Linked DNA regions of Homo sapiens: region 1 is linked to region 2. A link is an interaction called in ENCODE POLR2A ChIA-PET data of the cell type or tissue named here. Cell type or tissue: OCI-LY7. All regions are shown on one strand. Each heading gives the region's core, and the rest is flanking DNA. Links, peaks and the distances in the headings are about the cores only. Region 1 overlaps UBXN7 (UBX domain protein 7). Region 2 has its middle 24 kb from the start of ZDHHC19.

Region 1 (4,384 bases), core at 266-4,265, 230 kb before region 2:
TGTCGTAATGTCATTCTCTGTAGAATCCTTTCTGTTTTAATGTTTAGCTCTATAGACCTGTGAATCTTTAGAAATTCTAGAATACATACATACTGTACTTGTATTTAGTTTTCTACTGCCTCCCTATCACCTCTCAGTGCTTCTCAGTCACACTGGAGTGCTGTTATAGATGTCTTTGAAGCAGATCCCTTTCGTGTATCATGTTGTTCTCTATGCATACCATTCACTTTTTTCTAGTGTAATAGGTTTTTGCTGTCTTCATTGTACTGCTTTTAAAAAAATGAGTGTTCAACTTGAATGAGACACATGTTCATAGCATCAGATGAGTGAGAAAAAGAAAACTGAGATGTCTTTCTCTGCCTGTTTACTGTCAAAAATGTATTTCTCCATAAGCTATATATATTCACACTTTATACTTCCATGTCATTTACGTATAGAGTACTGTAAACTTGGGACTATCTGTCCGTCATTCCGTCATTCCTTCCTTCTCTCTTTCCCTCCTTCCCTCCCTCCCTCCTTCCTTCTTTTCTTCCTTTCTTTCTTTCAATGGAGTCTTGCTGTCGCCCAGGCTGGAGTGCAGTGGCGTGATCTCGGCCCACAGCAACCTCTGCCTCCTGGGTTCCAGCGATTCTCCCACCCCAGCCTCCCGAGTAGCTGGGATTACAGGCTCCCACCATCACGCCCAGCTAATTTTGTATTTTTAGTAGAGACAGGGTTTCACATGTTGGTCAGGCTGGTCTTGAATTCCTGACTTCAAGTGAACCACTGTGCCTGGCCAGTCTTTATTAATAGCTAACTGCTAATTAAGAGGTATCCCAAGTTCTTTAATGTGAATTTTCTTTTCTTTTTTTTTTTTAGAGACAGGATTTTGCTCTGTCACCCAGGTTGGAGTGGTATGATCATAGCTCACAGCAGCCTCAAAACTCCTGGACTTAAGCAATCCTTCCACCTCAGCCTCCTGAGTAGCTGGGACTACAGGCATGTGCCACCACGCCTGGCTAATCTTTTTTGTAGAGATGGTTTTTTTTTTTTTTTTTTTTTTTTTTTTTTTTTAACCATTTTGCCCAGACTGGTCTCAAACTTGTGAGCTCAAGCAGTCCGTCTGCCTCGGCCTTCCAAAGTGTTGGGATTACAGTGTGAGCCACCACGCCCAGCTGAATTCTTTTAATTCATGGTAGCACTTCATGAAGTTGATAAATCCCCATTTTATAACTGAGGAAACTGATGCCTAGAGAAATTAGTATCTTACTCAGAGTCACACTAGTGAATGACAGAAGTAGAAGGTCGAACCCAGGTTTAGCTGAGTAGTTCCCAGGCTCTTATTAAATCATATCTTCTGTGCTCCTTAGCATGAGTACAGAAGGGAATTTGAAGAATATTTTCTCTTTGTTACTGGGCATAAGACAGGGCGGAGGCAAAGGTTTTTATACATTTATTTATTTATTTGATTTATTTATTTAGTTTTCGAGATGGAGTCTCGCTCTGTCTCCCAGGCTGGAGTGCAGTCGCGCGATCTCGGCTCACTGCAAGCTCCGCTGCCGGGTTCACGCCATTCTCCTGCCTCAGCCTCCCCAGCAGCTGGGACTACAAGCGCCCGCCACCACGCCCGGCTAATTTTTTGTATTTTTAGTAGAGACGGGGTTTCACCGTGTTAGCCAGGATGGTCTCGATCTCCTGACCTTGTGATCCGCCCGCCTCGGCCCCCCAAAGTTCTGGGATTACAGGCGTGAGCCGCCGCGCCTGTGTGTACATTTATTTTAACTTCTTGCTGTGTCTGTGGCTCCAGGTGTTCAGTGTCTTTTCCTGCCCTAAGTTGCCCTCACGTGGTACTGCAGGCCTTTCTTACCTCTCCCCAAAAAGGCACTTGTGACACTAAAGCTACTTACATCCCTCTTCTTCTAAATCAACACCCTTTTCCTCTGTATATCGACTCTAAATGTATTGTTACTAGCTTTTAAGAGAAGGCAATATGATTGAATTAATTTATGTTATGAAATGATTGATACATCCTTAACTCTAGTAAGTCTTCATATTTTTAAATAGAATGTTTGTTTACCCAAATTAATCTCTGAATTGGAAGTATTTTAGGTAGCATAATAACGTGGAAAAAAACTGCACTTAGGAAAAGACTTGGGCTAGGCAGACTAAAATGTTGACAGGCCTGCTTGCTTGAGGATTGACTTCACAAGTTCTGATTCTCATCAGAACCCACAAATTCTCTAAATGGTTCCCCTGGCAGTGGCATTGGAGTTCTGGTAGATGAAGGGTGGTAGAAAGGGTGGCAACAATATTTGTATGCAGTGGCATTTTTAAGTTGAATTTCCTTTTTCCTTTTTTTTTTATTTTTGAGACAGAGTCTTGCTCAATCGCCCAGGCAGGAGTGCAGTGGCGCAATTTCAGCTCACTGCAACCTCTGCCTCCTGGGTTCAAGTAATTCTCCCGCCTCAGCCTCCCGAGTAGCTGGGATTACACGCACCCACCATCGTGCCCGGGTAATTTTTGTAGAGATGGAGTTCCACCATGTTGGCCAGGCTGGTCTTGAACTCCTGGCCTCAGGTGATCCGCCCCCCGCTCAGCCTCCCACAGTGCTGGGATTACAGGCGTGAGCCACCGCACCCGGTGTAAGTTGAATTTCCTATGACCAGATAAGTTTGTGAATGAAAGTAGCCAGCATTGGTTGCTGTTATGGCAGAAGTGAGTTTCACTTCACCATCAACATGTTCTTTCTGCTTTTTTGTGGTGCTGTAATGCGGTGTGAGCACTTAGACAAGAGCCAAAATAGTGTGAACTTGGCCACTTAATTCTCTGAAAAGAAAGTTTGGTCCATACATTGAGAAGCTAGTTTTAGGGTTCATTGGGACGCAGATGTTAACAGATTGTGCATCTCTGCTAGAACAAGCAGCCGAAAGTAGTCTTCCTGTAAGAAACCTTTAATTTTTAGCTGCTGTCTAAATTAAAATGGTAGAGCACAGTAGTCACTGAACTTTTTTTTTTTTTGAGATGAAGTCTCGCTCTGTCACCAGGCTGGAGTGCAGTGGCACAATCTTGGCTCACTGCAACCTTTGACTCCCTGGTTCAAGCGATTTTCCTACCTCAGCCTCCCGAGTAGTTGGGATTACAGGCACGCGCCACCATGCCCAGCTAATTTTTTTATTTTTTATTTTTTAGTAGAGACGGGATTTCACCATGTTGGCCAGGATGGTCTTGAGCTCCTGACCTCGTGACCACCTGTCTCGGCCTCCGAAAGTGCTGGGATTACAGGTGTGAGCCACCGCACCCAGCCTGCTGAACTTGTATAGTCCAGCATTCAAGAAGTATGATAATATGGCTGGGTGCGGTGGCTCACGCCTGTAATCCCAGCACTTTGGGAGGCTGAGGCAGGCGGATCACAAGGTCAGGAGATCGAGACCATCCTAGCCAACATGGTGAAATCCCGTCTCTACTAAAAATACAAAAATTAGCTGGGAGTGGTGGCGTGCGCCTATTGTCCCAGCTCCTCGGGAGGCTGAGGCGGGAGAATCACTTGAACCCAGGAGGTGGAGGTTGCAGGGAGCCAAGATTCGCACCACTGCTTTTCAGCCTGGCAACAGAACGAGACTCTGTCTCAAAAAAAAAAAAAAAAAAGAAGTATGATAATACAACACAATGTAACTGGAGGCAATGTACAAATATTAGGGAAACACTGAAACAAAGCCTCAGGTTTTATGAGTAAGAATATGGTAGCATATGTGTCTTGAAATTGTTTATCAAATTTGTGCTGTTTTTGCCCCAAGAATTTGTATTTAGTTACATAAGGTTGGCTGTGGGGATATTAGAACTTTTCCTTTCCTTCAAAAAGTTGCATTTGTGTTTTTGTTTTGATATTTCATTTTTTAAAGTGTTTTCTGTTGGTTAGAATGTTAAATTTGTATATACTACAACTTAACTTTTGGTTCAGCTCCACTGAGAACTTAGGAAGAATGTAACTGGGATGAGAAAAGTGAGATCTGCGCTAGTTGAGTGAGCTTTTAAAGTCTGAGAGACAGAGCAGCTAGCAGAGACAAGGGTAAAGATTATGACTCAATGGAAAAGTATATATTTGTTCCTGCTTCAGAGTGAGGAGGCAGAGGAAATGTTCAGAACGTAACAGAAAGGTGGGTGTTTGGTTTGTTGTCCCAACCACTATCCAAATCATGCAAAGATAGGGTTTTATAAAGTCCTACCAAGGGAACTGCCTAGATGATGCCGGTAGGTCCATGTGGCTGAAGGGAATGGTACAGAGGTGAGATGAGAGTAGAGGGATATAACATGGGAGGGGTAAGGAACAAATCTTGTATGCAGCTTGAGATGGATTAAAACTTTTTCAATCAGCAATACAGAACTGTTGAAATAGGAAGACAGACAA
Region 2 (4,384 bases), core at 324-4,323:
CGCGATCTCGGCTCACTGCAGCCTCCGCCTCCCGGGTTCAAGCGATTCTCCTGCCTCAGCCTTCTGAGTTGCTGGGATTACAGGCGCCCGCCACCACACCCGGCTAATTTTTGTATTTTAAGTAGAGACGGGTTTTCACCATGTTGGCCAGGCTGCTCTTGAACTCCTGACCTCAGGTGATCCGCCCGCCTCGGACTTCCAAAGTGCTGGGATTACAGGCGTGAGCCACCGCACCCTGCCAAGGGATCAGACACACTTCTGACCCTCCTGACTCTTGGCTGCTCTTCCCCTCAGCCCCTACCATGAATCTTCTAGGTCCGTCCTTGGTCCTCATGCTCCTGCTACTGGGGAACCAGTGAGGTTCAGCATGACTCAACCTGCTTTTGGAGAAGTCACTCATTCCCTTGGCTTCAGCAGTGCTGGGCCTGCCAAGCCTCCATCTCCAGGCCCTCGGGCCCTCCCAGCAGCCCAGGCCTTGTGCCTTCATTTTCTATGATTGAATTTGAATTATTCCCTGGGGGCTCCCAGGTGTTTAATGTCTTTCCACGTCCCAATACCGGGAGAGAGGAAGCAAAGGTGAGAGGAGCCACAGAGAAGGAGGAACACCTGCTTGTGTGCAGGCAGTTGAGCAGGGCGGGGGGCCCTGGCTTCACAGGGAGGGTATCTGGGTGCCCCAGACCCGTCCCAAGCTTGGGGCTGGGATAAAAAATTCCAAAGGGCTGGGCGTGGTGGCTCACGCCTGTAATCCCAGCACTTTGGGAGGCCAAGGCGGGCGGATCCCCTGAGGTCAGGAGTTCGAGACCAGCCTGGCCAACATGGTGAAACCCCGTCTCTACTAAAGATACAAAAATTAGCCGGGCGTGGTGGCACGTGCCTGTAGTCCCAGCTACTTGGGAGGCTGAGGCAGGAGAATCGCTTGGACCCAGGAGGCAGAGGTTGAGCCAAAATTACACTACTATACTCCAGCCTGGGCAACAGAGTGAGACTCCATCTGGAAAAAAAAAAAAAAAAGTCCAAAGTGTGCCCCAAAGCTAGCCCCAACCAAGAGCGGGGCAGGAATTAGAGGGGCCCTCAAGCAGCCTCACTGGCCTCCTTGCCCCTGGGTGCCCTGATCCAGTGGTCCTGGTAGGAGGGTCCTAGGGGAGGGGGCGTTGAGAGGTGCTGGCATCCAGGGAGGAGCTGGTAATAAGATTGGGGCCTGAATGGGATGATAGAAATAAGAATTCACCTGTTCACACATTTAACAAACACTAAGTAGCCACACCATATCCAAGAGGCAAGGAAATAACTTTTTAAAGAGAATGTATTCATGCATAGTATAATTAGGTATTAATTTAAAATTACAGCCAGGCACAATGGCTCACACCTGTGATCCCAGCACTTTGGGAAGCCGAGATGAAAGGATTGCTTGAGCCCAGGAGTTTGAGACCTGCCTGGGCAACACAGTGGCTCGCCCTATCTCTACAAAAAAATAGAAAAAAGTTAGCCAGGCATGGGGATGCACACCTATAGTCCCAGCTATTCAGGAGGCTGAGGGGGGAGGATCACTTGAGCCCAGGAAGTAGAGGCTGCAGTGAGCTTTAATTTCGCCACTACACTCCAGCCTGGACAACAGAACGAAACCCCGTCTCAAAAATAAAATGAAAAAATAAAAAAAATAAAATAGAATTGCATGTAGGCTGGGTGCAGTGGCTCACACCTGCAATCCCAACTCTTTGGGAGGCTGAGGTGGGAGGATCATTTGAGCAAGGGAATTTTAAAGCAGCCTGGGCTTTGTTGTGAGCAAGACCCCATTTCTACAAAAAATCATATTAGCTAAGTATGGTGGCACATGCCTGCCTGTAGTAGTCCCAGCTACTTGGGAGGCTGAGGCAGGAGAATCGCTTGAGCCCAGGAGGTGGAGGTTGCAGTGAGCCATGATCATGCCACTGCACTCCAGCCTGGCTGACAGAGTGAGACCCTGTTTCAAAAAAAATAAAATAAAATAAAAATAAAACATTTTAAAATAAAATTGCATATATGTATTTTTAAAAGACTAGAGGCAAATTCATCAAATGCTCTTGGTGGCCGAGCGAGCGTTTTCCCGTTGGGGGGTCCTGGCTGTGGGTCTGGGTGGCAGGTCCCCTGCATTCTGGGCCCAGCTTCCCCTGCCTCGCCACGTGACTACAAAAAGCCCTTTTCCTCTGTGGGCCTGTTTCCTTATGTGTAAAATGAAAGCATGGAACCAGAAGATCTACGGCTCTTTCCAGCTCTGAGTTACACGAGGATACTCGGGACTAAGGATTTACACAGAGCTGCACTGGCATGGCGGGGACTGCCCATCCCGCTGCGGGCCTTGCCACTCACACCCTTAATACGACCACAGCCCCTCTCCTGGCAGGCTCCACGGAGGGGAGGAAGCGGCCGCCTGCCACCTGCCCAGCTGTCAGGCTCTGATCTCAAATTAGAATTAGGCCTCTCATCTCTGCTCTGTTTTGAATCTGAGAGGCCTCCCCCGCCCTTCAGCTGCAGCCTTGTGACCAGGAACAGAGCATTCTCTGCGGCCTGGAGGTCTTCATCAGGGAAGGGGGAAGCCACCCAGGCAGGCGGCTTGTATTGATTACATGTGTCCCCGCCCCTACGCCCCGAAGCCAGACACTGTGCTTGTGAGTTGTTACCTAGGTGATATTCATTCTCCGCTGCATCCCTGGGCAGGAAGCGGGATGCTCGCCTCTGTGGCAGGCGGAGGAGGTGAGGCTCAGCGAGGAGAAGGACACGGGGACGGCTGCAGGGTGGGAACCAGCTCTCTCTGCATCGCAGTTGAGAGCAGCTGGAGCTCATTGTCTCTCCCAAGGACCGAGGGGGATTTCCAGCTGCTGAGCTGCTTGCCAGGGACTTGCTTTTTTCTTTCACAGCTTCCCTGTTTGGTCTGCAAATTCTGTCCTTTTTTCCCCAAGCCTGGTCCCAACTAGGTGATGCCTCCTCCCCTCTTTTTTCTTCTTTAAATTCCAGAACAGGAGAGTGGGGGCAATTCTGTCCATTCTTCCATCCGGCCTCAGATTTTCAGGCAGGTATTCAAGATATTAAATAAAAAGTCAGCCGGATGCAGTGGCTCACACCTGTAATCCCAGCACTTTGGGAGGCCAAGGCAGGTGGACCATTTAAGGCCAGGAGCTTGAGACCAGCTTGGCCAACATGGTGAAACCCTGTCTCTGCTAAAAGTACAAAAATTAGCCGGGCGTCGTGACAGGTGCTTGTAGTCCCAGCTGCTTGGGAGGCTGAGGCAGGAGAATCGCTTGAACCTGGGAGGTGGAGGTTGCAGTGAGCCGAGATCGTGCCACTGTGCTCCAGCCTGGGTGACAGAGCAAGACTCTGTCTCAAAAAAAAAAAAAGTAATTTCTTATCAAATGCTATTGCTTTTCTATTTTGACCATTGATGTTGTAATAATATTTGTCAGCTGTTCATTACACTTGTTCAGAAATTCTGGAGTGTTGTGGGTTAACTGGCCCTTGATGGACAAGCCCCAATATCTAAATAAAATAACATTGTTGCAGTGGGAAAATGTGTTTTGACTATACCTTGGAATATAACTTAGTTGGAAATTGGGGCTGCCATAATTTTTACATTTTTAAAATTTTTTTATATTTTTGAGATAGAGTTTCCCTTTGTTGCCCAGGCTGGAGTGCAGTGGCATGATCTCGGCTCACTGCAACCTCCACCTCCCAGGTTCAAGCGATTCTCCTGCCTCAGCCTCCCGAGTAGCTGGAATTACAGGCGTCTGCCACCACGTCCGGCTAATTTCTTGTATTTTTAGTAGAGATGGGGTTTCACCATGTTGGCCAGGCTGGTCTCGAACTCCTGACCTCAGGTGACCCGTCTGCCTCTGCCTCCCAAAGTGCTGGGATTACAGGCGTGAGCCACCACACCTGGCCTTAATTCTTAACAAATTCAAATCAGCTACATCTTGGGTAGGATTCTTCCCCTTGTTTACCTGGCCAGTAGTCCGCAGCTTACGGGCTGTCCCAGGCATGAAGTGGGGTAAGGTCTGGGGCTGTGGCAGTGCATGAGAGGTGCTCAGTAATACCCCCTTGCTGCCCCCCACCCCGGACTGTGCTGAGCGCTCATGTCTCAGTCTTGAAACCCCAGTTTCCTCATCTGTGAACTAGGGTGACTGTCCTGGAGTTGCCTTGCCTGCCTCCTAGGAGGGCTGGGAGATACTGAGCAGGGAGTGGGAAGGACTTTCTATGCTGAAGACACAGAGTACAATTTACTAAACACAGGGCCCACAGCTCCTCTGGATTAATCTGTTTTCGAAGAGAGATGTCTCCAGCCCCCAAGTCCTGGAATCTTTGTAGAGGGTCAGCTCTGAGCTCATGGAGCCAGACCCTGCCCACCCAGCTCTAG

The links. ChIA-PET counts read pairs that join two places held together with the same protein. Peaks named below come from ENCODE experiments on the same cell type or tissue, not always from the same donor. Only the 100,000 strongest peaks of a DNase experiment are listed, where the experiment ranks them.
Region 1: POLR2A ChIA-PET joins it to region 2 with 5 read pairs; 3 of 35 experiments call an interaction of 5 or more read pairs at or near these places.

The regions. Positions count from the first base shown.
Region 1 is chr3:196,414,394-196,418,777 of GRCh38, reverse strand. The region is part of intron 1 of UBXN7 (UBX domain protein 7); the gene reads left to right. Among named protein-coding and RNA genes, the nearest start is that of UBXN7-AS1, 15 kb to the left of the region's middle. In OCI-LY7, for the core only: no CTCF peak of the experiment used is centred there; no DNase peak of the experiment used is centred there.
Region 2 is chr3:196,185,168-196,189,551 of GRCh38, reverse strand. No RefSeq gene overlaps it. Among named protein-coding and RNA genes, the nearest start is that of ZDHHC19, 24 kb to the left of the region's middle. RefSeq lists enhancers at 1,789-2,407, 2,408-3,027. In OCI-LY7, for the core only: no CTCF peak of the experiment used is centred there; a DNase peak (open chromatin) is centred at 2,471; H3K4me3 peaks cover 962 bases; H3K27ac peaks cover 1,025 bases.